Linked DNA regions of Mus musculus: region 1 is linked to region 2. A link is a loop called in an ENCODE intact Hi-C map of the cell type or tissue named here. Cell type or tissue: gastrocnemius. All regions are shown on one strand. Each heading gives the region's core, and the rest is flanking DNA. Links, peaks and the distances in the headings are about the cores only.

What was found. Peaks named below come from ENCODE experiments on the same cell type or tissue, not always from the same donor. Only the 100,000 strongest peaks of a DNase experiment are listed, where the experiment ranks them.
Region 1: it touches region 2 in a loop (2.7-fold over the local background); 13 of 42 quality-filtered maps call a loop at or near these places.

What each region holds. Positions count from the first base shown.
Region 1 is chr5:64,477,563-64,492,867 of GRCm38, reverse strand. C030018K13Rik (RIKEN cDNA C030018K13 gene) reads right to left here. Exons shown (of 2, transcript NR_045413.1): 2 at 8,901-9,292. Among named protein-coding and RNA genes, the nearest start is that of C030018K13Rik, 8.2 kb to the right of the region's middle. In gastrocnemius, for the core only: no CTCF peak of the experiment used is centred there; no DNase peak of the experiment used is centred there; H3K4me3 peaks cover 830 bases; H3K27ac peaks cover 754 bases.
Region 2 is chr5:64,382,778-64,398,082 of GRCm38, reverse strand. Gm43837 (a long non-coding RNA gene) reads right to left here. Exons shown (of 3, transcript XR_003955925.1): 2 at 14,439-14,556; 3 at 8,208-8,354. Among named protein-coding and RNA genes, the nearest start is that of Gm43837, 12 kb to the right of the region's middle. In gastrocnemius, for the core only: no CTCF peak of the experiment used is centred there; DNase peaks (open chromatin) are centred at 8,284 and 8,445; H3K27ac peaks cover 6,532 bases.

The DNA of each region.
Region 1 (15,305 bases), core at 2,350-10,349, 96 kb before region 2:
GAGAGGGTCACAGCTTTAGGAAGATGGAGAGCCACCAGCCTAGAGGAACACAAACACATTCAACCTACAGAAGAGCCAGAAACGAGTCACCCTGTACATGCACAAATGCTCCTTGGATAATGATCTAGTTTCGTTCAGCCTTTGAAGCAAAATCTAGATTTTTGACTCAGTAAAATAATATATCCACAGCACTGTCAGCCATGGAAACGACAGACCTCTTACAAATCAGCCGAGGAAGATGCTGAGGATCACAGACAGACACGTGTGTATAGCAGCAGAACATTGAGTGGTCAAAGCAAGTAAGAGCAGACCACATTTCTAATAGCAGGACCATCCAAACGGCAAGGCTTGTTTGTTTGTTTTTCTACCTGAATGCTTGTACCTTCAAAGAACAGAAACATCAAATTTTCTATGGGTCATTTTCTATGTAGAAAATCTAGGCAAAGTTCATACTATATTAAAAAGCAATGCTTGTAGTTCTGCATGTATTAAACTGAGATATCCTTAAGTCTGCAGGCTTCTACATAACATGTAGATAAAAGTTCACACACCTAGGTTTACTCATTCTTGTCATAGAGTCACAGCATTTTCTGTGTTTGTTTTGACATGGTTTTATGTAGCCCAGGCTGGCCTTGCTATGTAGCTAAGGATACTCTTGAACATTTGATCTTGGCCCCCACTTCCAAAATGCTGAGGCTTCAGTTCACCTCTAACACTCTTGACTCATAGGATAGTAAGCATATTGGGATCGCCCTAAAATAATAGGCACGTACACAGCCGTCATTTAAAGGGCTTTAACACAGAGAGATGCTTAACTGAACCTTGACTCTGTTAAGTCTCAATTTCCTGAGTGTTAAAAAGCTTGACAAACTCAGCAGAAGGCGTAAGTGACTTCCTAGGTGAAGGTTACCTCGATAACACCCCAAATATTTATCTTTTAAACCAGGGGTTTTGTTGTTATTTTCTGAAAATCTTTCTCTCTCGCTCTATCTCTCTCTTTTTTTTTGTCAGTTTTGTTTCGTTTTGGTTGTTTGCAAATGTTACTATGAACAAAACAACATCTTAAAGAAAGATTTGTTAGGCCAGGCATGGTGGCACATGGTACCTTAGGAGGCAGAGGGCCCACCTTGTCTACATAGTGAGTTCCAGGACAACCAGGGCCATGCATAGAGAGCCTGTCTACCAACAGACAAATAAAAACAACAGAAAGATCTGCTGCTTTACAGAGAGAGTTGTGTTCTAGTTTTATGTCATTGAAATGCATTTGCTTTTAGAAAAACCTCTAGATACATTTACATTTCATAACAGCCTTTTACAAAGGTTAGAATGTAGGCAATCATTTCTTAATACGATAAGATGCATTCTTACCCTTCTCACGTTCCTTCACATTAAAACACAATTTAAAATTCTTTCAGTTTTCTACGTATGGAATTAGAATTCTTAACTCTCGAATTGGCTTACCCTTTCAGAGCCCTAGGGAGAAAGCAAGCATAAACAGTTTTCTGTACATTTGCCATTTAGGAAAACCTAGCTATGAATAATCTCAACTACATTTTAAAAAAGAACGGGGCCAAGGAATACTTAGGACAGAATAAAATCAGGACACAACTGGCCCAACCATGTGGCTAAATTCTCTAAAGTCATTCCTCGGTCTCTAAGCAGGGAACAACAGCTGGGTTTTAAAATAACCAGTATTTTCCCACAACCTCAGATTCAGATCCATTGTAACTTGCCTGCAGATTACCTAGACCTGGCCAGTAGCTGGCCCTCTGCCCGCTTTCAAAAGGAAGAGCAGCAGAGGGGGAAAGGAGAAAAAAGAAAAAAAAAACTTAGCCGCTTCTATATAATTATGATACACACACACACACACACACACACACACACACACACACACACTTCATATTAGGTGTGCCAAGAGCAACTTCAGCTTGCAGGTGGAGGGCAGATGAAGTTTTGCCCTGTGGTCTTGGTCTCACCACCAAGAGGTTTGCTCAAGGTTCATGCTAACCAATCACCACACACCTCTGGGCTGCTGTGTTCCTTCTAAATAAGGAACCGGGTGGTATTCTAGACACTGAGCATACGTCAGAGGTCAAAGGACAACTTACAGGAGTCTGTTTTCTTCTTTCACTATGTGGGATCCAGGGGTCTATCTCAAGTCATCAGCCGAGGCACCATTTTCCCACTCAGCATCTCTCTTGCCCCTCTTAGACAAAGGCTTAATCAGACCATTGCTACTGTCAGCCTATTTTTAAAACTGATCAAGTCAATCACCATAGATACAGGCTTTGAGAGGCTGATTCATTCGATGACATATAAAAAAACAATTACACCAATTCAGTGCATAAGTCTATAAACCCGCTAGTCAGCTAGAATCCCTCCTCAGGGACCCCACCCCACTCCCAACCCCCCACCACCAGCAAGAATGCTGACTTAGCATTCTCCATGGTTACAGGAACTACAGAATCTCCCAAATACCTTTGTCTCTGTGTGCCTTGTAGCCCATTCCCTGCTCCCAGGCACAGAATTCAAGCTTCTATGTCACGCCAGCATGATTCTAAATAGCTCAAAAGAAGTGCAGATTGGCTTGAAAGAGCCCCAAAGACAAAGCTTGCCCAGACAAACAGATGCCCAAATCACTCTAAGGAATCTAGGGACTCAGGGGAGCCCCACAATATAGGAACAGAGGTTTCCTATTAGATTAGTTCAAAGTGAATCCAAAGAGTTCAAAAGAGCCTCAAAACACCAAGGGATCAGGAAGGACCACAGGTCCCTGGGGCCATTCCATCCTTCTGCTCCCTTTTCAGTCAAGTTCCTTTGAGTGGCTCATTCCCCAAAAGTGTCATTTCTCTGGCAGCACCAATAAGCAGGGCTCAGCTGCCTCTCCTGAAACACAAATTTAAAAATGGATTATGGTGAAAACAGAAATAGGAGATTTCACCAAGGTGGCCACCCTGGGGCTAACGGGAAGAATGGACAAAGGGGCCTGGTGACCTTGGGAACACAGACCATTGCCTTTCGCTGAGGGCAGCCGGACACAGTCCCTTCCCACTGGTTAAGTGGCCTACTTACCAAGGCAGTCTTGCATGTTTCAAGAAGTATTTATAAAGTTTGAGACCCCAAGTTTGTCCTCATAATTGGTATCTTATAGGTTTTTGTTGGGTTTTATTTTGTATTTTTATTTTCTGTGCATTGGTGTTTTGAACTCAGGACTTCTGAAAGAGCAGCCAAGTGCTCTTAACAGCTAAGCCATCTCTCCAGCCCTTTATAAATATTTTTAAAGCCATGGTAAAGAAGCAAAGTTAATTATGAAACATTAAAAACCACTGAAATTTGGTCTTAATTTCAATTTTTTGAAAATTTAATAGTACGAAATTGATGCTAAACAGAAAAAAATGTGTATTCACATATAGTTGCTGCAGTATAGTTTATAATAAAGGAAGCTGAAACCAGCTCTCCTTTATGGTGGAATTTTATACAAATTATGGTATGCATGGCGTAAGAGAAGTGTTTTCCTGTGTATGTTCATGTGTGTGGGTACATGTTCATATGCATGTGCATGCCTGTGGGGGTCAGAGGTTAACTTCAGGTGTCCTTCCATGGAGACATCCACTTTCTTTCTTCAGACAAAGGGATCTGTCTGCCTGGCTCTCCCTCCCCTGAGCTAGAATTACAAGCATACATCACATGGTTGGATTTTTTTTTTACATGGTTTGGGGGATCAAACTCAGGTTCTGGTACTAGATTTATTTTTAATATCTCTCTCTCTCTCTCTCTCTCTCTCTCTCTCTCTCTCTCTCTCTCTGTGTGTGTGTGTGTGTGTGTGTGTGTGTGTGTATGTGTTTACACACACACATACATGATGTGTGTATATAGGGAGGCAAGCATGTCATAGCATTTATGTGGATATCAGAGACAACTCTGTGGTGTTCTTGCTCTAAATGGAGTATTACACCAATTGCTTAGTGGGTTTCTAAATGAAATAAGAAAAGGGAACCTATTTGTGTAAGACCACACTGGTGATGTTTAGGTTGGTCATCACCCGTGTTCTGTTTCTTATTTTTAACAATGAACATGTATTCTAACTTTTGTTCACCAATGGAGAAATATAAATTATAAATAGATTATGTATATGTATATATGCATATACATGCATTATATTTATTTAATGGCTCTGGGGATTGAACTTAGTTTCACTACTGCTAGGTGGCATTCTAAGTTTAGTTTTATTTCATGTGCATTGGTGTTTTGTTTGCATGTATGTCTGCATCAGGGTGTCAGATCTTGGAGTTACAGACAGTTATGAACTGCCATATAGGTGCTGGGAATTGAACCTGGCTCCTCTGGAAGAGCGGTCAGTAATCTCAACCAGTGAGCCATCTCTCCAGTCCCCCTAACTTTAATTTTTAAAGAGTTCTTTGAAGTCAATCCATTCCCGGAGCACCAGAATGGAAGCAGAGTGTGCGGCGAGTCATTTTTCACGTGCACACTCCTGGCCCAAACAATGAGCTGCTGCACTCTGCAGCTCAGCTCCGAGCATCAGCAGTCATCTTGAGAGTCGAAGCAGAGACCCTGTGTATCTTGGATGCTGCTATTACATTGCACAATCCTCTACACACCGCAGCAGTAAGAGGGGAACCCAGGCTTCGTACCAAAAAGGTTCACACGCTCTGATATTCACATTCTAGTTTCACTTTGACTTGAAAGTCACACAGAAACCAAATGATTAAATCTGCATTTCCTTTGAACTCTGTGTAGATGGTGAGGTAGGGATTCCCCTTGTAGCTGACATTCCTTACCAAAAAGGATTCTGGAGGCTCTTGGCTCTGAAGCTGTCAGCTGCCTTGACACCAGCCCGATCCAGCGGAATTAGACACTTCCTGTGTTCTGTGGGATTTCACAGGTCTCTGTGCAAGCTCGCACCTCTGTAGCAAATCATGGTTGCTTTCAGATCAACAGTTAGTTCTCACAGTTCTCCTGAGCAAGAGAGAGGAAGTGAGAGAGAGGCTTGCAAGCTCTTGCTGCAGTCCTTTTTAATCTATTGAAGACGGGGAGGTACCAAGGTGTGAGGTCGGCTCTGTTTTTCTCACAGCGGGGCGTGGTCCTCAGAGCATGGTCTGCAGAGCATGGTTCTCAGAGCGGACCTCTAACTCAAGGCTTTGATAGAATGGCCCTGTGTGTGTTGTACTTAGTAGTGCCGAGATGTTTGCAAGCCAATCGTTTCGGTTAGATTCCTCTTATCATAGAGACTTCAGGAGAGTTTAAAAGTGTGGATGCAACCTCGAAACAGGGCTCCCTCCCTTCTAGTCCTGCACATTACCACATTCTTCTAAGCTCCAGACTTCATGATTGTTGATAGTGTTTGCTACTTAGAAATGAGCAAGCTTGAAGGTTGCTGAGGATGAACCTCCTCCTTCATAATCAGCTTTGGACGCCATCTTGCCTCTCTGTTTTATAAAAGGGGGGAAACATCATAATTGACCTTCTTAGGCATGTGGAAATGGAGAGAAGATATCAAGTTGCCCCCAAGATCTAAGATCCCACGACGGGGGACTATGGATTAGACATAGGTGAGAAAGGGGGACATAGCATGCTTTCTTGGGGTCCAGGCAGGGAAGACCTTCCTGCTTCTGCTAAAGAAAGCATGGTTATTCCTTATACTTGCTTAGTTTTCTTTCTTTACTTCTTGCTAATCTGTGCTGATGCATGATTTCAGAAAAAAAAAATGGGGTGAGAGTCATATCTTTGGCCATGGGGAAGAGAGACTGTCTGAACTACCCAAAAAGATCCCAAGATTGCTGGAGGCCTTTTGGTAAGGAACAAAGACTTGTTACTGTCTTCCTCTTGAAGAATTCATCTAGATAGGCCTGTCAGTCACTCAAGCAGGAAAATGCCCCTTGGGAAAGCTCTCTGCCCCCAGAGACTTCAGAAAGTGCTATGAGTCACACTAAATGTGTAGCTCCTTGTAATGGTCTCTCTGGCCATTGTCTAGTCTCACTCTGTGAGAGTGTTTCCAATTACTCTGTAATAAACCTTACCTATAGCATCTACAATAGGTCAGTTGAGATCACAAGAACCAGGGAACCATTGGGAAGCCGGGGTGAGGTCCTGGAGATACTTCCATCTCCACACTGGTTACTAATCCGTCAGTCTCTGTCTGTGGCTCCATCCTGTTAGGCTGTCGTTCTGAGGAACCTGTCCATCTCTTCTAGGTTGTTCGGCTTGTTGAAGATCCTGCTCACCCCAGTCTCTTAGGCTTTGTGATTCTGCAGTACTAACTGTGACGTCTTCTTCATTTTATGATGTCAATTGCTTATTTGACTCTTCCCTCTTACTAATCTAGGTAAAAGTTTGTTCGCTTTAATCTTTAAAAAAAAAAAGCTTCAAGTTTCACTGATCTTTTCTGTTTTGTTGCATTTCTTCTTCTGGGAAGAGATAAATAAACATTTATTTGCCCCAGATTGGGACAGACCAAGGTAATGAGCCCACTCAAGTCAAGCTTGCTGAACTAGTTAGTATATTGAGCTTACAGGAGCACGAATGAACCGTAACAGAAGTGTGGGTGATGTCTAAACAGCTTTATCACTGCAACATGCCATCCCATCCTGGATAAGAACCCTATGGAAGCTGCATCCCTGAATCACACTTCTACTTCTGTGGGCTCAAGCATCTGCCAAGATCACTTGCTGGGGAAGGCGTGGAAACGGAATGGCTAGAATCCCAAGCAAGGGTACTCTGAGTATACTTTCCATCAGCATCTTGTCAATAACTTCCTTACTGTTACTACACACCTAGCTGTTGTTGTGTTCTTCTGCTTGTTTTGTTGCCATGGCTACTGGACCACCGCTGTTTCTACTCTGTGATGTTCATGGAATAACTGATGCTCCACCACAACATGTTGATTCTCGAACTGCTTCTTCATCTATTTATGCTCTGGCGTGTCCTATGTATATTATCCTACTAGATCTCGTATTGATTTTCTTCCTGTTCTCTCTCTCTCTAGTTCCTTGAGATATAGAATCAGGTCGTTTATTTGAGATCTTTCTTTTTTCTCATTATTGGCATGTATCACCATCAACTTTCCTCTCGGGACTTCTTTGTGTCCTGTGTGTTTCCATTTTCTACATTTCTGTTTTCATTGGTAGATCAAAACAAAACAAAAACAACCCTCTTTTGGCTTCACACAAATAGTTATTTGTTTGTTTTGTTTTGTTGAGTCAGGGTCTCTCTATGTAGTCCTGGCTGTCCCTGGAACCCACTGTGTAGACCAAGCTGGCATCGAACTCAGAGAGGTAATTAAAATACTATATTATACAAACACAAACAAAAACCCACGAGCCAAAAAATTTACTTCTTTTAGACTGTCTCTGCCAGCCATCTTGTTACAGTGACAAGAAATGTACCTACTAAAGTTAGGGCTGTCATGGAACTTCAGTTTCTAAAGATTTGGAAAACATGTCAGTTTTATTTGTGTTGAGTATCCTTTGCTGCATACAATATTTTCATAAAACTTAGTCTCCCAGTGAAACAATGAACATTTTATCTCTCTGCTCTGAGTTAGAATTTCAGGAGCATATGGAGCATACAGCTGCTTGGGTATCCCCATATTATGGATATGCCATATTATAGCAGCTGATTTCTCACACAGTAAGTGATCCAACAAAGCAAGGCGTAGAAGCTGCTAAGTATTTCCTAACCTAGTCACTGGAGTCACATGCCTTCCTTCGGAAATATTCTGTTACACAGACCAACCCCACTCACTGGGGAAGAGGTCTGTCTGCACTAACATGAATCAGGTCACCAAAGGCCATCTCGGACCTGGGACACGAGACTCACCTTAGGCACCCATTGATTTGTGACTTTTAACGTGCAGAGTTGTATCCCTTCCAAGTCTCTCACTCCCATCTCAGCATTGCTTCAGCTCTGCCTCTACAGAAGCCTAGGGAGACTCAAGCCCATTTCTTGACTCCTAAAACCCTGGATTTCTTTTGCCGCACCCTGTGTTTGTTATTGCTTTATTTCCTTTTTCACTGGTCTTCAAGACTTTTTTCAATTTCCCTTTTGGTTTCACACAAAAGTTTTAGTTGTTATTGGGGTTTGTTTGTGGCCTAGGCTCTGAAGACATAGGTTATCTGTCTGCTGAAACCTAACATGAAACTCAATATTCAAGGAGAGCATGAGGGGATGACACACAGAGGAGAAAGATAGCCATCACACAAGACACACTGGTCCATAGCAGAACAGAACTTCATCAGGACCTGCAGGAGTCCCTCCCTGATTAAGAGCCAGAGCCAGAGAATAGGTCCCTCTGGTTCTCGGCTCCTTCTGTGCTTTCTAGAGTGTCTTTCCATACACACAGTCCATATTTTCTGCTTTCATGGTTTCCCTTCTTCCTAGAGTTCAGAGGCCTCTTCACTTTAAATTGTCCATGTCTCTTTGAGTCCTCGTTAGATATGGCCTCGCTAAGTCTATAAAAGTTGTGGTTCCTCTGGAAATATGAGTGATGCTCATTACATTTGTTAAGACCACGACCATGGGTCTTCTGAGAAGATCATTCTTGGATGTTAGGCTGCCATGGGGATTTGGGGACTGCACAAGAGTATGACCTTTAGCCTCGTTAGAAGCCTCTGTTGTTCCTCTCAGTTGTTCCCCAAGGCACTGCCTGGATATTCCCAGATCTTAACAAGTGATTTTACAAACACAAGGTAGGCTTTATCTTCTTATCATGCTTTCCTCTGATGCCTCTGATGTTATCTTTACCTAGAAGGCATTTTCACAGTCTAGCACCGAGGCATCCATAGAGGCTAGGAACCTTTAAATATAGCATTTTTTTTACTTTAAATTTTAAAAAAATTAAAAATTAAAATAGCTCTTCTTTTAGCTTATTTGTCTCATTGTATTTTATAGAAAGTCTAAACCCATACTCTTTAATACCCTGCCTGGGAATTTCCTCAGATAGATGTCCCCATGTCAACAGGAGCATTTCTACTTTGTCCCAGGCAACAGCATGCTAACTTTCTTACCAGTACTTAAAAAGGTTCTCCTTTCTTCTCATGCAGAGTGATGTTTTCCTCATGTCCCATTAGCCCCAGTGGCTGTCACTTCAAAGTCGTTTAGTGTTTTCACTTTATCTTCATCTTCATCTTTATCCTCCTGGTTCTTACTCAGTGTTGGATTGCAGGATTCTACTCACATTTTAGATTTCGGATACAGCATTTCCATATAGTAAATCCAGGTATAAATTTCTCCCAAAGCAGTACCACTAAACAGTAAGGGTAGTCTCGAATGTTACCTGTGTACCAGAAATGAGAACATCAGCTGATTGGTTCTGCCTTGGACAGTCACTCATGAAGTTTTAGTCAAGATGTTGACCAAAGTTGTGGCCATATGAAAACTTAGTTATAAGCAGGCAAATCTCTTTCAGTGGCTGGCAAATGGTGTTGGTCATTAAATGGGGATGGGTGGGTAATATTGGTTATTAGATGGGGAAGTGGTATTGGTTACTAGATGGGGGTGGTACTGGTTATTGGATGGAGGTCTCAGTCACTTGCCACTGAACTCACTTTCAGGGTAGATGAGTGCTCCCACGGCAACTGGCGCCCCTCAGAGGAAAAAGTAGTGATTGTTCTATGTCTTGTAATCTAATCTGGGAAGTCACACACCATCATGTAATCTCTGGGTCAAATAGGTTCACTCTGATCCATTGTGGGAGGAGAGTCCACCAAGGCAGGGCAGCCAGAAGGCAAGGGTCATTGAGGGATGTCACAGAGCTCAGTTACCACAGCATGTGTATTCATACGCTCAAGGCTTTTTCCAGTGACAGAGCAGTACCCTTTTCAACAAGGAGCTATTGAGTAGCTACCACACACGCTGTTCTTAATGCCAGATAAATGCTGACTTCCGAAGCTTGTAGAACAGGAGGAGTCTGAAGGACTGGAGACGAGGCTGAGTGAGCGAGTTTAGGCATATGAGTGACGGGTTAGAGGCAGGGGGTGGGGGTGGGGGCTGAGCAGGCAATGGACAAGATGCGAGGCATTTGTGTGGCGTGATTTGTGAAACCATGGGAGACTTTGAAACCTAGCACGAATAGACTTGTTTTAATAGAATCACATAGCATCTATGCTGAAGAGGGTATAAGTGTATGTGTGTGGGGGACAAGATATAGGGGTCCAGAAATTAGACCATGAAAGTAATGAGGCAGTGATTATTGAAGTGTGGTCTGAGGAAGAGAGAAAGCAATGAGGGTGGACGCTGTATTTCAGATGACGAGCCCGTGGTGTTCTCTAAGGGACTGAATAGAGTACACATGTTTGCCAAGACCAGAGCCTCTACTCCAAGTGTCTTTGCACACTGGGCCCCCTTGTTCTAGAAGACTCTTCCTCAGGTAGCACCTCATCTTTGCCTTCAGATCTTTAGACAAAGTCCACCTTCTCCACGACGTGTCTCCTAATGAAGCAGCAGTGTTCCACCCTCCTCCTTCAGCCTCTGCCCTCTGCCCTGCGCTGGTGTTCTCTCACCACACTGGTCAGCAGCTGACCCAGGTGTTCCGCTGTCCTCTGTCTCCTAATTAGAAATCTGAATCCGTGACAAGTAGTAGTTTTGTAGGCTTTGGACACTTTTATTTAGCACTAGGAACAGTGTGCATGGTGGGCATTGCATTCTGTTAAAAAAAAAAAAAAGAAGAAGAAGCTATCAAAATAAAAATACTTACAGGGGCTGGCGAGATAGCTCAGTGGTCAAGACCACATACTGCTTTTGCAGAGGAATTGAGTCTCCCACAGCTCTCAATTGTCTCAGCTTTGGGGGGATCAGATGCCTCTGGCCTCTGTAGGCATCTGCACACATATGCACATATCCACATCTCCCATGCACAAACACATACACCTAATTTTTTAAAATATAAAAATCAAAAGTGTATATGTAAGAAAAGAAAGCTTCATCGGGTTTGGTTTGAGTGGGGGCAATAGTGAAATTGGCTTTTACTAAGGCAAATAGCAGGAAGAACGGCTCGATGGTAGAGTTTAAATTAAGAGCACCGAAGGGCTGGAGAGGTGGTTCAGTGGGTTGAGGGCTTGCTATGCAAACATGGGGGTCTGAGTTCAGATCTGCAGCATCCATGTGAAAATCACGTTCATAATCCACAGAGTAAGAGGCACCAAGAGAATATCGAACTCACTGGTGAATCAGTCTAGCCAATCAGTGAACTTCAGGTTCAGTGAGAGACCTTGTCTCAAAAAAGAGCATGATAGAAAGGACATCAATGTTGAACAGATACACATGAGTGTGCATTCACATATATGCCCCCATACATACATACATACATACATACATACATACATACATACATGCATGAGATTGGAGATATCTACATAGAAACCTGATGACAAGTAGATTCACAAGTCTGACCTTTGAGGCAATGCATGTAGCTACAGACAAGGCCTAAGGACTGTGTTCGAACCACCCTAATGCTCAGAGGTTGGGCAAAGAGAAAGAACAAGCAATAGCCACCAACGGATGGTGCCATCAGGGAGGTGGGAGAGAAGTCAACTCCATGTTAACACTCTAGCAGCAAAATGAAAGGAGTTATCCTAGGAACTATTCTATTGCTGTGATAAAACACCATGCCTAAGGTAACTTATGAAAGGAAGCCTTTAGGATGAGTCCCTGATCTCAGGGAGGGAAAGCGTGGCAGCGGGCTGGAATGGCAGGCACTGGAGCAGTAACTGAGAGCTCATATCTGATCCAAAAGGTACAGGCAGAGAAAGGAAGACTTGACATGGTGACACACCTCCTCCAACAAAGGCCCATCTCCTGATCCCTTTCAAACTGTCCCACAACTGGGAACCAAACATTCAGACAGCTGAGACTTTGGGGGACATCCATTCAAGCCACCACAGGGAGTCACAGGCATGACAGATGTTTCCCTGGTAAGTCAGACATGATAAAGATTAAGAGCTGTAATGCAGGATAATTGATTATGCCGTGAACCCTGAGATTGTGTTATTTATTGAAAAAAATAAAACCTGTTTCTAGTTGTGGTGTGGCTCGGCCTCAGCACATGCCTTTAATCCTTCTGTCTGGAATACCAACACAACCTTAGTGCACTCTAATCGCAAACAATGAAGGTAACTTAAGTTTGTAGAACACCCGTGTTTGAAAGTGATGTCAAATTGAGTAGCAGAAAAGTGATGAATCAGAGGGAAAAAAATTGATAAAATAGGATGTGTGCAATTCTCACAAGAAGAGAGAGAAAGAAGAAGGTAACATAAGAGGGGACAGCTCAGAGGGGGAAAGGAGGGACAGGGACACGGAGAGACAGAGAGAGAACAAGCTAGACACAGGCAAAGACAGAACAAGCCAGAGAATGAGAAGGAGCCAGAAAATCAGAACAGATTGCTGGAGTTAGTTTGAGTCCAAGCAGAACAATTCAGTCAGAGGCTGAGAGAGAAGCCAGATTGAATCAGCTTGGAGAGGAGTTGGAGCCAGAAGAGCTGAGTTGAATCAGCCAGCCAGAGTTCAGAAATCACAAGAAAGGGTGAGCTTATTCAGCAGTAAGTCTCAGACGCTGAAAACATTCTAGGTCTAGCTAAGGTTGTAGGGAGTCTAGAAGCTTCCAGGACCAGGCCTAGGTTAGCAGATGGAGGCAGTAAGCCTTTGAGATGACAATTACATCAGGAGAATAAAAGTTACATTTACACACTTGACCACTCCCCTCTTACCACCCAAATCAATAGTGCTGTGACACTTCCAGAGATGGAGCCCAGAGATGGGTCTGCACAGGTAAGCGAGAGAGCTAGATCACTGAGGAGGGTCTCTGGTTCCTAAATCGGCAGTTCTCGACCTGTGAGTCATGACCCCTTTGGGGAGTGAAGGATTGTTTCTCAGGGGTTGCTTAGGAATATCAGAAAGTACAGGTATTTACATTATGACCCATAACAGTAGCAAAATTATAGTTATGAAGTAGCAACAAAAATAATTTTATGGTTGTGGGTCACCACAACATACATGAGGAACTGTATTGCCAGCATTAGGAAGGTTGTGGTAAGTTTTGCATTACCATGTGAACAAATGTTTATATTTAAGAATTCCATGATATATATATGTATATGTATACAACACATACTCAGACATGTAATTATTTATAAATACTTCCTTAGCCCATTCCATGAACCTAAATCACATGCTTCTTATTATAAACTAAAGTATTCTTTCCCGATTGTCACCCGACCCCAAGCAAACTGCAATTTATTACATTCTTTGAAAGAATAAAATAATCAGCTCAAAGTGCACACCAGGAAATGAATCAGCACAGTACCATCTGGAGGAAGCCAAGCTAAGGATACAGCCAAGACAGCTCAAGGCATCTTTTGGCTGCAGAACTCGGGGTATTAAATTCCCCAGGCTCCGCATGCTTTGGAAGGTAATGCCTGTAATAGTAGACACAATAGCACAGAGAGGTCGCTCCTGTCATGCGTTAATGCCTGGAGTGAATGTGGTAGGACAAACATTCACCTAGCTCGGTCTTTCACTTAGAATGTGAGGCGCAGGATGACTCGAGTCACGCGCAAAACGCCACTTTTGGTTCATGACATTTGGTGTTTTTAAGAACACTTCAAGTTGAGAGGTTCACAGTGATTTTATCCTGCAGAAGAAAAATTACACAAATAGTACAAATAGTTACCAATGGGTCTGCCTGAGACTCTGCCCCATAAATGATGCTCAACTCATGAAAACAGCTGCCCAATCGACTAGAACCACCGCAGGCTGCAAGCCGCCCGTGTGTTCATCCGGGTGGGCTACCCAGATCCTGCTGCCTGGCAGCATGGCAGAGAATGTTTGGAAACTTTCCATGAGATTCTATAGATGTAACGGTGGCCCAAGCCAAATGTCAGTTGTTGTGCATCGTAATTATGCATTGCTTCCAACTGGAAATAGTTATCTACCCATTTGATTGTAAGTCCAAGTCACAGGATTGGCCCCAATTGGCCTATGCTTTCTCCTAACGAACGAATAATAATGGGTGCTGTAAGAGTGCCTAGGAGAGAGGTCCCTCTGCTGGGCAGAGCTGAACGGGAAGTGGGGGTGGGGGGGTTGTTTTGTTTAGTTTTAGTTTTCTCCTAGCTACCTTCTATCTTCTCTGTCAGAGATAAGGGGGCAGACCCTGAAAGGTAGGAGGGTTGAAAAGGGACCTGCATTACTACATCTCATAATTAAACCATCCAAAGGGAGGGATGAAAGCAACTGCTTAGAGAGATGAGAACATGGGACCCAGGCCTGCAACAAAAGTCAAGCGCTTGTCAGACTTGCCCAGTCCAGGGCTCTCAGTGAGTCAGAAACTCCGAGTCGGCTGAGGGGCTTGTACATTCTATGTCCGTTCATAAGATGATCCTCACGCATCTCAAGTTGGAGAGCCGTGGAGGGCATTCAGCACGTCTTGGAAGAGAAATAAGACAAGAAATCCTTGCCTTACAGTGCTCAGGTAGACACGCCCAGCACCATTCAAAGAGCTACTGGAGCGGGACAGAGAGCATCCCTAAAGAATAACACCCACCCATCTCCCCTTTCACCGCTCGTGTTCAGTGCAGAGCTTCCGGTTACGGTGACTTCGTATTTTATTTCCTGTATTTAGCAGCTTTTCAGCAGAGAATAAAGATGCACTTGAGATCTTTACCCCAAGTTTTTATTTATTTATTTTTTAAGTTAAAAGATGATTGGATGAGCTATGTTTGAAGTTCTATAACGGAGCTACCCGAAGAGATAGGCATGGGTAATACAGAGAATAAAAACAGTAACGGCATTGTCTAAGCGTTTATTTCCGAGAGTAGCTTGTGTGTAGTTAGCCTCTGCTTGCCCTTGATGGATGGGTCCATCATGCCAACTCTACAACTCTGAAACCCAGAGTACTCTGCCTAAAGAAAACCATGCCTTGATTCTCAGTGAGCTTTTATCACTTATTAATGTGATAGTCTCCCAACCAGGCGGCTCAGAGGTGTCAAAAAAAGCTCAGCCACTTGTTTTGTATATTTTGAACCTTCAGAAAAACATGTTTATTTCCTAAAATCTATTTCAAGCTGACGAGATAGATTGGCTCTGCAGGTAAAGGTGCTAACCACCAACTCTGATAACCTGAATTCATTTCCCAGGCCCCACGTATAGTAGAAACAGGAGAAATGATTCACATGAGTTGTCCTCTGATGGTCACATGTATACTGTGATGCACATGTCCAAAAGTATGCTCACACACACACACACACACACACACCAATCACACAAATAAATAAATAAATAAATAAATAAATAAATAA
Region 2 (15,305 bases), core at 3,984-11,983:
AGTAATACTTAGCGATGGATAAAGATCAGTAAGAGGGACTTCTTCATCCTTGCTATAGACTATAGGCAACAAAGTGCCTCTCAACATCTCGGGAGGCAACTTTTCAGGTAAGAGGGGTTGACAGTCAAACTCTAAGATGATTGTTAGACTAGACTTCGGTTTTGAGGTTAGGAGGGTGAAAATCTATCTTCAGGAGAGATAGACGACAATCGATTGGACCCAGATAAACAATCAAACCTGTGAACGATCAGAGAATGGGGGAGACAGCCGGTGTTTGTACGTGAAGAAAAGAAAGAGCCTTAGCTACGTTCACAAAAGCACACAATATAGAATGAAGGAATTTGCTTATAAACCTATCCCAAATGATAATTCCTTTAATAAAAAAAAAAAGTTCGTACTTAGGATTCACACGTGACTCTCCCCTCCCACCACCACCACCACCACCACCACCACCACCAGGCATAAACATTTAGGAGGCTGCAGGGCAGTGCATCGGTCCTTCTTGGCCCTGGCCTTTCTCATGGATGTCTGCACAGGGCTCAGCTTCTCCCGCTTTGCTCCTCCCATCGCCTCTTGTACGGGTGCGCATGCCCACTCTCTTCCTGATGCGCTAGAGAGCTCCCTTGCCCTTGGTCACCTGGAGCAGCTCCATGGCACTCCATCAGATCTCGTCTTGCAGGGACTTGGTGTATTTGCTGGGGTGCCTGAGACACCAGGTATGCCTTGCTTACGTTCTTCATTACCTTTGGGTCCTTGTTGAGGCCCAAAGCCATGGGGAAGCTCAGGGTTGCCGTTTTTTCCAATGGCAGTCACGACATGAAGGCCACATTCTATGTTTTCATAGTTCTCCTTCTAATAAAAACTGTGGACAAGTGTGTGCTAAAATTGTTCTTAAGGCCACATTAGCTAGAGAAACACAGTATGATTAAAGTACTCTAGTCCAAGAAGAAAATGATTAATCTCAAAATGTCTGAACCTGGCCCTACATTTTAAGTCTTTTCAAAATCCAAAGTCACAGAACAAGGAGCTTAAATACTACTGTAGCTTCTAGAATGTCGCTCTGAACCTAGTTCCATTTCCCTTTGGGTTGAATGGAGAAGAGGCACATTTGCCCTCAGTCGGCTGGGTCTCTTACACATCCTTGGGTAGATTGAAGGTTCAAGAACCAGAGATTTCATCACAAAGGACTGGACTCTTGCACCTAAGTCCCCTGCCTCAGCATAGAGTGCCAAGTCTTGATTTAATTTGACACACTTTAAGACTAAGTTAGGTAATCTTTCTACCCTAAGGAAAAGTCTCATCTGTCAAGCATGAATCACAAATACGCATCAACAATAGCAAAGACAATTTCAGTCAGCCATGGTGTTACAGCTCTGTAATCCCAGCTCTCGGGAGGGAGGCTGAGACAGAAAGATGAAGAATTCAAGAGTAGCCTGTCCCAGAGTCGAATGGGGGAAGGGAAAAAGAAATGGCTCAGTGGTTAAGAGTACATGCTGCTCTTGCAGAGGACCCAAGTTCAATTCCCAGCCTACAGGAATCCAACACCCTCTTCTGGCCTTCATCAGCTACTGTACCCATGGTGCACACTCCCACGTAGACACATCCGAGTACACATGATTCAAAAGTTGAAAGGGAATTGAATGGAAAAGACAAGGCAGGGGAAGAAAAATGAAGGAAATAGAAAAGGAAGAGGAAATGGAAAGAGGAAGGAAACCCTTCTGTCATCTTAACAATGACGCTTCTCTGAGTTTGTCCCATCTCTCAGTGATTGTTTACACCCATGCTCAGCTTCACCCACTGCCACCAGCACACGAGTTAGACATTTGTCCTTTCTTTGTCATCACGGAATCTTGAATTATAAATGAATCTACCTCTGCCTGCACTCACACATTCCTGCAGCCTTCATAATTATTCCCTTGAACAGTGTACCATTTTTGCAGCAAACAACAACAACAAAAACACAAAACCTCTACCCTTTAGTGGCTAAATGCCTACTTTTGGATCCAAAAAGCCCTAAATCTAAGCTCTGACTTTGCCATTTGTCATCCTGGCAACTGTGGTCGGCTTGGGTCCTCGTGTCCATTAAGTAGACAGTGACCAACACTTCCCACAACTACTGTGGGAGTTCAGTGAAGATACTGGAAAATAGACTTAAACGTGGTAACTGGCCCATGGGAAAGGATTGAGAAGCAGGGGGTATTTGATGCAAAATATAGAGGGGTTCCTCTAAGTTTCTCAATAGACAAGGCTGTCTGTGTCCCATGCTGGGGGCAGGCGGAGCCAAAAGAGTATAGAGAGGCCATGTGCTCGCCCCTCCAAACAGAGCAAACCAGTGTCCAGATGCTCGGACCTCAAACTTCTCATCTGTTCCCCTTCCTGGGCAGGGATTTCCCTGCTTAAGCCCCACTGCGAGGCTGTAGGGCAATACAGCATCACTTTCGGTAAACGGGCATTAGCCCCTTAGGGAAAGCAAGCATTAAACAGACCCATGAAGCAGAAACATTGCCCAGAGCACGGTTGGCCAGGATGGAAGAATCTGCTTAGGAAAAGCTGCTCCTTTAGGGACAGGAGTTCCATGCTTAACAATATGCTATTCACGGAGACTGCTGGAACAGCTAAGCTCTGAGGCCTAACTCAAAGGTGAATGCCCTTCGTTAAGTACTCAAAGGCATTTGGTACCTGAAGTAGAGCAGGCAAGTTATATACATGTGTACTGACTACTTTTATGTCAGCTTATGTCAGTTGAGGAGGGACCCTCAACTGAGAAAATGTCCCCACAAGACTGACCTGTGGGCAAGCCTGCAGAGCATTTTCTCGATTAATGGTTGATGTGGGTGGGCCCACCTTCAGTGAGCGGTGCCATCCTTTGGTGGGTAGTCCTGGATCATATAAGAAGATGGACTGAGTGAGCCAGGAGGAGCACGCAGCACCCCTCCATGGCCTCTACTTCAGTTCCTACCACCAAATTCCTGCCCCAAACTCTTCTCTCAGGGATGAACTGTTACCTAGAAGTGTAAGACAAAAATCAACTCATTTTTTTCTCAAGTTGCTTTTGGTCATGGTGTTTATCACGTTAGAAATCTTAACTAAGACCATACACATGTAAAATAGGCCGGTGGAACAGTTATCATTTCTATAATGTGAGGGGAATAATCCTCTTTAGCAAATTAATTATTAAGCATTCACCTACCTGGCTACTTTTTAAAATATTTATTATTCATTTTATTTGTTTATATGTTATTGTGTGTGTAGATAACTGTGTGTGACAGACGGGAGTGGGGTATACCAGTTTCCCTGGAGGCTGGTAGGGCCTGGGATCCCATGAAGCTGACCTTAAGGATAGTGATGAGCCATCCTTCTTGAGTGTTGGGGCCTGAGCTTGGGAACTCTTCAAAAGCAGCAATTGTTCTTAACCGATATACCATCTCTCAGACCCCAGCTGGCTACATTTTATCAAACATTTATTAGGTGTCAGATGCTGAGCAGGCATAGAGGCCCCTGCTGGATGCTGCTATGGCCTATATATGACTTGTGTGTGTTTACACATACACACAGAAGCAAAACTGATAGCACCAAAATGCCAGAGGAAATGATCTGGTAAAGTCTTGGGTCCACTAAGGCACCCTGACACTAACCCTGACCACTCTCTTTTATGGCTCAGCTTTCCTGGATCTCCACGCATCCCGTCCCTCCTCTTCCTGACATCATGTATACGTACATATATGTGTATGTCAGGTGGACACATTACATTTTATATATGCATGTATAATTTGCTTATTGCTTATCTATTTTGCCCTGCTAAAATGTAATCTCTTTGCAAGTAAGGAAAGAGAGGGGTGTTTTTTTTGTTTTTTGGGGTTTTTTTTTTTTTGGTTTTGTTTTTGGCTTTGGTTATTTTGGTCAGCTTTGATACATACCATGATGTATCTAGAAGAAAGTCTGGCATGGAATAGGCACTCAGTAAAGTTCCTCAAGTGTAATAGATCTGCTGGGGTAAAAGACAGTTATCCATCCATCCATCCATCCGTCCGTCCGTCCGTCCGTCTGTCTGTCCATCCATCCATCCATCATCCATCCATCCATCTATCTGCCATCCATCCATCTATCTGCCATCCATCTATCTGCTATCCATCCATCTGCCATCCATCCATTCATTGAGTAAGCATCTGTTGTCTTCTCTAGGTAAAGAGAAGACATTTTTTGATCTTCTCTAAGGGTTTGGTGGCCTGGACACAGAACAAAGATATTCTGACTGCTCTCATAGTGTGATCCAAGACTGCAGAGACAAATGCACAGGCCACATTCCTGAGCATGCCCGACCCTGGGTGTGGTGGTGACTTGCAGCGGTGACTTGCTGGGAATGAGGCTGGCCAGACATTGTGGGCACCAAGTCTAGAAACCTGGTCCCCTGGCTGAGCAGCTGAACCCTTACAATCCTCAGAGACGTAAGTTTCATTTTAAAATAACTCCCTTTAGATACAGACTTAGAACTCCATCAAAGCCAAATAAGCCAGCCCGTTTGAGAGGCAGAAAGCCAGATGGCAGGAATACCAAGAGCACTCTCTTCCTTGTTATCACTGATACTGGTCAAACCACGTTTTGCTGCTCTTCGAATCACAAAGGAATGGACTCACATTCACAGGTACTTTAAGAACACACTCAGACAGTCTCCAACTGTACACCAATCATTCCAGCCAAAGGATCAGAAGATGATGTGTGGAGGAAACACTCTCCTGGCTCTTCAACTACCAGCCACTTCCAGGGAAGGAAGACTTGCCTGCTTGAGCAGAGTGTACCTTGGGAAGAACGGATATGGGGTACAGCTAGAAAACCCATATGCTCTTTCTACTTCAGGCTGCATGTAGCCAGCCCAAGGAGAACTCGCTGAACCTCCATGGGTAGTGAGTTCCTTTCCAGACACCAGAAGCAGCCACAAATAGCAAGAAGGGTCTGGGACAGTTGATGACTGACCCTATGGAGCGGAGGCGATGCTATAAAAATCAGTTGCATACTGGCATCAGGAGACAGGCTGGCTGCTCCGGCAAAAACAGCATACAAAAATAATTCTGTTATAAACTGACTCTCTCCTATATATAGTAAAGACAAATAATCGCCCACTTCCCCCCGTTAATGTATCTTTCAGGTTCCTGTTTTTAAATAGCAGCTTTTCTGAAAAGCTCACCCTGCTGAACTTTCTAATGGTGGCCACAAAGGGAATATCTAGCCATCATGGAGATGACCATACAGGGGGACAGGAGGGAAGGGCAGGCTATGAGAGGGACCCTGTAGCTCACCCACAGGGAAAAGCAGGCCACTTGGGAAAAATCCAGACGCATTAGTTCCAGATTTTGTTGTTGTTGTTGTTGCTGTTGGTTCCTGTTCTCTGGCAGGCCAGAGCACTCTGCAGAAAGGGGACCTCCCAGGGCCCTTCCAGCCTGCTTCTCCTGCATGACCTGCACCTGCTCTGGGGCACGATAAAATATCTAGGGATAACACCCGGGGCGGAAGCCATGTGCATGGTCAAGGTCTATGCAATGTACTGATCTCTGATCAGTTACGATGCTATCAAAGTTGCCTTCCCTCACCGGTACAGCTTAAAAGCAAAGAACCAGACACCCCTCCTATGAGTGGCTCTGCCCAGGACCTGTATCTCAGCCCGTGTGTTGAGAAAGACAGACCCCGTCGTAAGCTGTGACCTTTACCGGCAGAAGCTTGCACTGTTCGCGGATGGAAGGAGACACAGTCACTCTTCCAACCATCTCCAGCTGAGCCCCGCTGGGAGCTGCTACCTCCTGTACACCTTGTCGTTCTACCCTAGAGACTTCATTTTTCTCTTCTTTTTACCTGTTTCCTCCCTCAGGCCTGGGAAGAGATGTAAGCCCTCACGGCTTTCTTACAACCACTCTCCTGAAAGACAAGTGACCAGAAGAGGAGATATCCCAGCAATAGGAAACACCATGAAGAACACCTCTCTAGAGTTCCATTAAGCTCTGGGAACAGGATCATGGTAATATTGTGCTGAGCATAAAGGTCTGAAATAGCTGCAGAGTGGTGGCCTTCCAGCTACTTCAGTGGGAGACTATGAATCCCTTGTCCTTTCAGTGAGCGTGTGGGGGATACAGTGTCTGCACCACTCAAGCTTAGTGCACTGTTCTAGACCCAGCACTGACTGGTGCTTACCTGGGATGGTACCCAAAACCTGCCAAACTTCTGTCCGTCTTGCTATCATCATTTCCGGTGTATGAGCAAGGCTTTAGTGGCCCTGAAAGATTGAGGGATCTCCCCAGGAGTACAGAGCTACATCATGAAAAGCCAGGACCAAAGTCCCTTCAGGACACTTAGCGGTTCCATTCTCCTGCCCCAAGAAGAGATGTCCAAAGGAGATTGCACAACCCACACTGAAAGTTGGTTCCAGGCACTGCCCTCAGAAAAGTCCCTCACCGAGCATTTGAGCTTCTCTCACTTCAGTCACAGTCCATTTCCTCTTCCCAGCCGGCCGGCATGCTAGAGAATTAGGTGTGGCAACTTCCAAGAAGGGAGGGAGGTACCCACCCCCACCCCCACCCCCCTCAGGACATCCTACAGCTCTGAATGGGAGCATTCCTTCACAGTAGTTGTGCTGGAACCAAAACCCTTCCTGTGAAGGTCACCTGCCCCCATCAGGAAGTCCCCCACCCCCTGCATCCTTGTCAAAAGCTCCTCCCCCCCCCACACCCCCTCCATCTTGGAGAGCAAAGGTTCATTAGCTTGCTAAGAAATCACATCTCTGCCTCTGGTGCAACAAGCCTAGGGTCTTGCAGCAGACAAATGGTATTTTTGGTTCCTTGGTAAGTCTACAAACCCAGGGTTCCATCTCCTGGCATTAAATAGCTTCCTTCCTAATTGGAGCATGCTCAAAAGTCAGACCCACCATAGGGCTTGTTAAAATTCTGATGGCAGTACTCCACCCACAGGTAGGACCCTGGGGCCTGTATCTCTAACAAGTTCCCAAGAGATGTTGATGCTGCTGGCCCTGGACCACACTCCGCATCTCCAGGGATTACTTTGTGGTGCAGCATTAGCCCCAGCAATGCCATTTTCACAAAGCACCATTTAAAACATGATTCCAGGATAACATATTATGTAAGACCCCAGAAGCACAAATCAGCATGTGAGGTCAAGAGGTAGAGGAGAGTGAAGAGCGTGAAGCCAGGTAAGCCCTAGCCAAACACTGAGAAGAGAGCTCTGGACGTCCTGTGCCTCCCATAAGGAGCGCACATCAAGGGATCGTGGAAAAAGTCTTGTTTATAGTCAGGCTTTCTTTCTCATTCCTGAGGCGACCACAGCTGACCTGGGCAAAACAGGCCTGCCCTGCCCAGACCTGCCCAAGGTGTTCCCTCATTCCTTGGAGGTGAAGATGGTACGGGCGGGGGGGCGGGGGGGAGTTGTGGGAAGGGGTATGGGGGACATGGTCTGGGGATACTGTCTGTCTCAGCCTGCCAGCCCAAGTGGACTCTGAAATTCCAATCTGAGTAGCTGAGAAGACAGAAAATGTTCTGACCCTTTCTGCAATCACAATTTCTTAGAAACATCAACATCAGAAGGTAAAACCTGAGTAGATTAACCACTCAACTTCTTCCCAAATTCTTTTGCCCGTTCCATTCCTTCTGAATGGAAATTTCTTTCTTGTGGCTATTCCTAGTCTCCCTTCCACAGTCAGCTATGGCTCCTGTCTGGGCGGTGGTCTCAGGCACTTCTCCCTCTTTGGCTTCCACACTTGCAGCATCCTTAAACCTTCAGCCAATCAGCATCTCCTTTGCAGGCTCCTTTGCCTCCTCCCTTTGTTCTTTCTGAATGATCATTTTCTTTTCTGTGACATCGACAACAAGAACTGAAGAAACAGAAGGAAAGGTAGCTGTAAGCAGAGGGAGGCTGGAAAGGGATTTTCTCTCAGAGAGAGAAGAAAGAAAGAGTGTAGAGATGCCTAGCAGCCCCCTGGAGGTTTTGAGGAAAGAGAACCCAGGCAGGTTCTGGAAGCAACAGAAAGAAACAGGGTGGAGATTGTAGCAGGGGTGGCTCTGTGGTGTGGTTACAGAGTGTGAAAAATGCAGTAAAGGGGATACAGCAATTCTGAAACCTCCCCTGGTGCCAGGGACCCTTATGCTTTAACTGCATCACCACTGTGGGACTAGGTGGCCTGGGCTCAGCCTTCATTGGCTCACCTCCGCACGATCCTTCCATCTTTGACCTTGCCCTTTCCAGTGTCTGGCACAGTGCCTAGGCTGTGGTAGTTGCTCAGAAAGGGCTCCCTTCTTTCCTCTCTCCAGCTCCGGGGCATCCTTCATGTTGACATGGGGACAGAATTGGAGTTGAGGCTGATAGGACAATAGGAGATGAGGAGGGAGGGTAAATAATGCATAGCACTGAACCCTCCCCCCCCCCCCACACCCTGGACCAAATACCAGCCTCACAATGCTGATCTTGGCAGGGGGCCCACCATCTACCAGACCCCCCCACCCCCGCAGGCCTCTGGGGTATGGCTAATTAAAGACACGCTTACTCATTTCATTCCCAAGTCACTATTTAAGGAAATAGAACCATGCCATTCCTCTAAGGCCTCTGACCTTAGATACTAGAGGCAAACAATGCCGGGGCTTGTCCAAGTGGCCATAAATGCAGAGCTGTTCAAAGAGCAATTGAGGGCCAGAAAGGGAGGACAGCACAGGCCACACAGCTGGGCCAGCTGCTGGATGGTCCCCTCCTTCCATTCTCCCCACTCTCTCCTCTTCCCCATCCCCTGCAGAAGCTAGTGGCAACCCTCCCACCCTGACACCCCCTCCCTACCACCTCCTCACAGTTAGCTCCTGGTTTTCTGAGCTCATTCAGACTCCTAGCTGACTCAGAGAAGCCTTAGTGATCTCCATGGATTTCAAGCAGGAGCAACTTGCAGCCTCTGGGATTTTTCAGGGTTTTTTGAGACTAAAGAAAAACATGGCTTTTGTATCTGTGTGTCGTGTATGTGCACATGTATGTTCATGTGTACATGTCTATCTATGCATGTAGGCAGAAGTCAGATAAGGACACCTGGGATCTTGTCCCATTACTCTCCTTTTTATTCCTCCTAGACAGGGTCTCTGAACCTGTGTCTGGACTGATGTATTGAGGATTGGTTCTAATGCTTTGATTTAATCAGGAATCTGTGTGTCCAAATGCTGAAGGACCTTGTCCCCAATTGGTTTTTGATTGATCAATAAAGATGCTAGCAGTCAATGGTTGGGCAAAAGGAGATGGACCGGGACACTTAGATTTGCGAGGGCTTGGGATAGAGAAGTGGAGACAGAGGATTGCCTGAGATGGCTTGAGATGAGTTGAGAGATGGCTCAGATTTAGAGCTGTGGCAGAGAGAGCCTCTGAGCAGTGTAAGAATTCTGGTAAGTGGCCACTGCCCACTTCCCTATTGGGCCTGGGGTAGCAGGCAAAGGCTTAGCACTGCCTAACCTTTGAGCTAATCACAGCATTTCAAAAACAAGCTAGTGTGTGTGTATCTTTCATTCGCCAATGAAAGAGTCCCTTGGTGGGTGACTGGAAGTGTGTGACCGGCCGGGAGCACAAAGTGGAATGGTATGTCTCTGCTTCTCCACCAGCCCCCTTCTCAGCATTGGGGTTAGAGGTGCACATAGAGCCATGCCTGGCTTTTTATGTGCATCATGGGATCCAATTCTGGTCTTTTAACGCTCTTGCTTATGGAGTCATGTGTTCAGTCCCCAAACACAAACTTTAATCAACACACTCTTGGCTGGGATCTGCCTATGTCAGATGTGGTATTGAGAAGGGAAGGGCAGAGAATGCAAAGCTTTCGATAGACTGTAGTGATCACTCAATAAAGGGCCTCCAGAGACTGCTCTCTGCTTCCTGCAGATGGAGCCTCTTGAGAACTTCCTCTGACAGCCATGAGCTCTGCAACTCCCTCCCTGCTGTGATGAGCTGAAACCTCTGAACCCGAGAACCAACATAAACTCTCCTCCACCATCTCTCTCCTCCACCATCTCTCTCCTCCACCATCTCTCTCCTCTACCATTTCTGTTGGAGATAGTGGTCAGAGTGATATTCAAGTAACAAACACAGAAAACAGATAGCAGAGAAGTAGGGTGACTTCTATGAACACCCCAAAGTCATCCTGCTTAGACTTTGGCAGATGATTTGTGGAAGGAATTTGGAAGTTTGGGGCAGTGGACTGGAGAAGCCCTGACATGCTGTGAATGTAATGGATGATTCTGGTCCAAATGTAGAAGACCCAGAATGCTGACAGAAACACGGATGGCAAAGGACAGGCTCAGAGGCTCCAGACAAGGACAGGGATTGTATAGGGAATTAGATCTCAAGTCATTTCTATTATATCTCCAGAAGGAATTTGTCTGTATTCTTTAAGGTCTTTAAATTTTGAAGTGAAGCTGGGTTTTTCTGTTGTTTTGTTTCCAAGGCAGGGTTTGTCTGTGTAGCCCCCACTGTTCTGGAACTCACTTTGCAGGTCAGGTTGGCCTCGAACTCAGAGATCTGCCTGCCTCTGCCTCCTGAGTGCTGGGACTAAAGGTGTGCACCACCAATCCAGCTTTGAAGCTGGTTTTTAAAAGAGTGAGCCAATTTATTTGGTTGAAAAAATTCCAAGTCTTCACAGCATTCAGGCTGGTACAGGGCCATTTTTGGCTGCTTTTAGTCAGGAAACTCCGAGCAGGAAAATTTGGGAAAACATGCAGTTTGAGAGAGAAAAACAAAAAACACAAAACACAAACTTACCTAAAGTTGGAGGTAAAACCAGTATAGACAAAGCAGCTAATCTGTTAAACAGATTAGCATCCTTCAAGAAGCTGCTTGCAGCACTAGGAAATGGGAGTGGAAGTGAGACCCCGCCCTGCTCTACGGTGTGAAAGTACAGACTCATTGAAAGAATTTCCTTTGTAAGAGAGAATGAAAAACATGCCTTCCTAAACAGGGTCTTCCAGAACTGATACACATGTACACACAGAGACTGTAACAATACAAACAAGACCTGCATAGTTACAAATCAGACAAGAGCCCAGGATGGAGAAAGGGAAGTGGAGGAGTCCACTCCTGACCAATCCTAACCATCAAACTAGTTGCAAACAAAACTCCTGGGAACGGGAAAATCCGTGTTCTTCAATGGAGAGATGCACAGATGTATCAACCTCACTCCAGGGTAGACTCCATGCCCAGGAGTAGTCGACTAACACAAAGTAGACTCTGTGCTTGATTGTATGTGAGTTGCATTATTTTATTTGGTATTTTTTTCTTACTGGTTTTCCTTTCTTTTCCTGTCTTTTCTTTTCTTTTTTGGTTTGTTTGTCTGTTTTGATTTTCTCTTTCATTTTTCTTTTTCTTATGAGAGAAAAGACGTGAAGCTGTGTAGAGTAGGGAGATGGGGAGGAGATGGGAGAAGTTGGGGGAAAGGAAAATGTATGATCGAAATGTATGGATAAAAACAATTTTAAAGAAAGTTTTAAAGCCCTCCTAGAAAAGCACTGACTAGAAGTATTTTCTTTGGTACAACAAAGTGGGCTCTCAGAAGCTGCGTATGCCTAGGGGCTATGTGTGTCTGACACTGTACAAGTGTGTGTGCACTCAGGGCTGCGTGTGCCTGATGCTGCCTGAGAAACTACAGGATTTAATGGTCATCATGCCAGGTTTCAGTCTTGCTTTGATCCTATCTTTTTTTGCTGCCCTCTTGTTTCTTTTAGAATGGCAGCATTCAGCCTATGTCCTCTTATACGCCATTTCAGTTTTGATTGAATGGCTCACAGCCCGGAGTTTTCTCTTGGGCCTCAGAAGAGACACTGGACTCTGGAACAACGTTGAGACTATTAAGACTACAGGAATTCTTAAAATTAGACACGATGCAGCTCTAGTCACGAGATGCCCACGAGCCTTTGGGTCCAGTGGTAGAATATTGCGGCTTGACTCTGAAGTGCCCCCACAGGCTCAGGCTTTGAGAGCTCATTCCCCATGTGGTGGTTCTATCCTGGGAGGCTGTGGAATGGGAAGTGGAGCTTTGCTAGCGGAAGGAGGTCATTTAAGTCAGACCTCAGAAGATAGCCCAGCCTCTAGCCCTGGCCCACTGTGACGTGAAGGGTCTTCCATCACATGCTCCGGCTGCGGTGGGCTCTCACATGTCTGCCCCACTCTGAAACCAGGAGTCGAAATAAACTTTCCTTCTTAGGCTGTTTCTGTCAGATCCTTTGGTTGAATACGAAAGCAGCCGATACAGAGAGGAAATCAGATACTAGTGCATCCGAGAGCACGATGCCATCCCAGGTAGGACAATCCATTGGCGCAGTACGTTTCATGGGCTGGGGTTCCAGACTGAGTATTAGAAAAAGCAACTTGAGCATGCGCATTAGCTCTTCTCTGCTTCCCGACTTGAGGTACCTAGCTAGCTGCCTTACTTTTCTCCCACCACACCTCCCCACCGTGATGGTCCACACCTTCAAACTGAGAGCGGAAATAAACCCTTCCTTCCCTAAACTGTAGATGTTCTTACAGTAACGAGATGAGCAATGAACAGGCCATTTAAGATTAGAAAACATTGCCGGGCGGTGGTGGCGCACGCCTTTAATCCCAGCACTTGGGAGGCAGAGGCAGGCGGATTTCTGAGTTCCAGGACAGCCAGGGCTACACAGAGAAACCCTGTCTCGAAAAAACCAAACCAAAAAAAAAAAAAAAATAGAAAACATCTTTCAATGCTTCAGTGTCCCCAAGCAACTGTGGTGATTTTTTATTTTATTTTTTATTACTTTACTTTGGTTTATTTCCATTTAAATAATAAAAAAAATCTGTCTGTACTAAGTGAATTCTCATCCTTCTGACTGAATTGGTAAACCTCAGTGACACTGTGGGTGAGCTAGGACTGACAAGATGGCTGAGGAGGTGAAGACACCGGTCACCAGGTCTAACAGGCTGGGTTCTGTAAATCCGCAGGGAACAAAGAAGGAACCAACTCACTTGGGCTGCCCTCTGACCTCCACCCTGAGCCTTGGTGCACTGTTTGAAACTGATTTGTAACAGAATATCTACTAAAAAAGTTTAAGGTTACTAAGTAACTATAAAACTAATTTTCATTGAGCTAATCTGACAAAATGGCTTTAGACCAAGAGTAGGGCTTGTTCCCTAATTGAGTAATTAAAACTGATTCCTTCTAAAACAGAAGACCCTCTGGAAATGGAGGAAGTGTTTTAGGCTGAAGCGAACTGGTAGGAACTGAGAGGATCCCCAAACATGCATAGTGGAAACTCATTCAGGGTTCTCCGGCTGACTTCAGGCAGGGAGAGTGCTCCAAATCCCTTCCAAATGTGGGTCTGATTTCCCTGGAACTGGAAAATCGCCTTTAACATCAAACTGATCCCTTTGCTCCACAGTCTCCCGTTGAAAAGGGAGACCATTCCGACCAACCAGCTTTTCCCAGCCCCACCCCAGCTCCCACAAAGGAACTTAGTGCCGAATCTAGCACAGACCTCCTCTCCAGGGAATCCCAGAGGCTTGTGGGGTGCAAGAGTATAGATTCCAATCTCTGTCATGGCTTCATGGACCTCACCCACAGCACTTACAAAGTCATATGTATGTGCTATGCTCAACTTAAGTGGGATCTGTCCATATTTTCACCAAAAGGGCATCGATTCAGATTTCCCAAGACCCTCGCAATCTCTAAGAAACTTCAGTTGTCCATGGTGTTTTCCATTGGCACATCCTATCTGTACTGGCTAATTTTGTGTCAACTTGACACAGCTGGAGTTATCACAGAGAAAGGAGCTTCAGTTGAGGAAATGCCTCCATGAGATCCAGCTGTGGGGCATTTTCTCAATTAGTGATCAAGGGGGAAGGGCCCCTTGTGGGTGAGACCATCTCTGGGCTGGTAGTCTTGGTTCTATAAGAGAGCAGGCTGAGCAAGCCAGGGGAAGCAAGTCAGTAAGGGACATCCCTCCATGGCTTCTGCATCAGCTCCTGCTTCCTGACCTGCTTGAGTTCCAGTCCTGACTTCCTTGGTGATGAACAGCAATGTGGAAGTGTAAGCCGAATAAACACTTTCCTCCCCAACTTGCTTCTTGGACATGATGTTTGTGCAGGAATAGAAACCCTGACTAAGACACTATCAGCAGACGATTAACTAATTGATTTGGAAGTCAAAATTAAGTTTATACTGATTCTTGGCTGAAGGAACCCTGGTAATGTTTCCTGGCACCTGAGTTTACTTATCTGTAAAATGGGTTCATTCCCCTCTCCAGGTGGTTTCAAAGGATAAATGAGGCAGTATAGATACGGTACTTATTAAGGTACTTCTCAGAGCCAGGCCTGGTGGCTTGTGCCTGTAATTCTAACACTCCCAAGTCATCCTGGCTACACAATGAGTTGCTGGCAAAGCTTGAACACTATACAATGTAAGTATAGCATACCTCAAAACAAAGCAGCGACAAATTCCAATGGTTGACAGGAGGTGTAAAGCAATGTTTATGAACAGCAGCTGTTGTTCTTCCGGCCGCTGCTGTTGAAGAAGAGGTCACAGGGACCCATCTAGGAGGGTTTCAGAAAAGAGGACACAAACTGGTTAATGGGAAGGCCCTGCTACAGATCCCTGTCATTGGATACTTCCCACAACAATGTGTAGCTTAAGTAGGATCAGTCACCTGGTGGTCAGATGTTTCCAAGTTCCTGGGGGTGAGACCGTGCTCTGCTGGGGAGCCCAGGAACGCAGCCTGATTTCCTGGTTCAAAAATCACACCTGTGAAATTCTATCCAGGTGGGAAATTCTTCTGCCCTGAGACTCCTGAAGCCATGGTTCATTATCAAGATATTTTTCCAGGTCACTCTGAGGTCACCTCCTTAACTAATACCACAGTCTGGGAGGATAGCCACCCAGGTCAGCTTCAAGGGCTTTTGCCTAAAATTCCACAGTAACACCTCTTTCATTGACCGTTTACTATGTACCGGTTACAACACATATGGCGATATGGGCATCTATTTAAGACTCTCCAGGGTCTAGCTACAAAAATCTCTAGCAAAAGACCAGAAACTCAGGCGTGGCAACTAACCCAGTCAATCATCTGAGAATACAGCCAGCAGGCAAAAGACCCAATATTCCAGGTCTTTCTGACTCTGGTGCCTGTTACCATCAGGCTAGATGCCACTGTTAATGCAATATTCCTCTCCCCTGTCACCTGTGTTTACACTTGTCAGGGAAGCAAACAGGGTTTAAGAATCTCATTTTTCTCCCCCGCTGAGGACACAACACAGCCTGTGGTCACGAGTCAGGTCCTTCATGG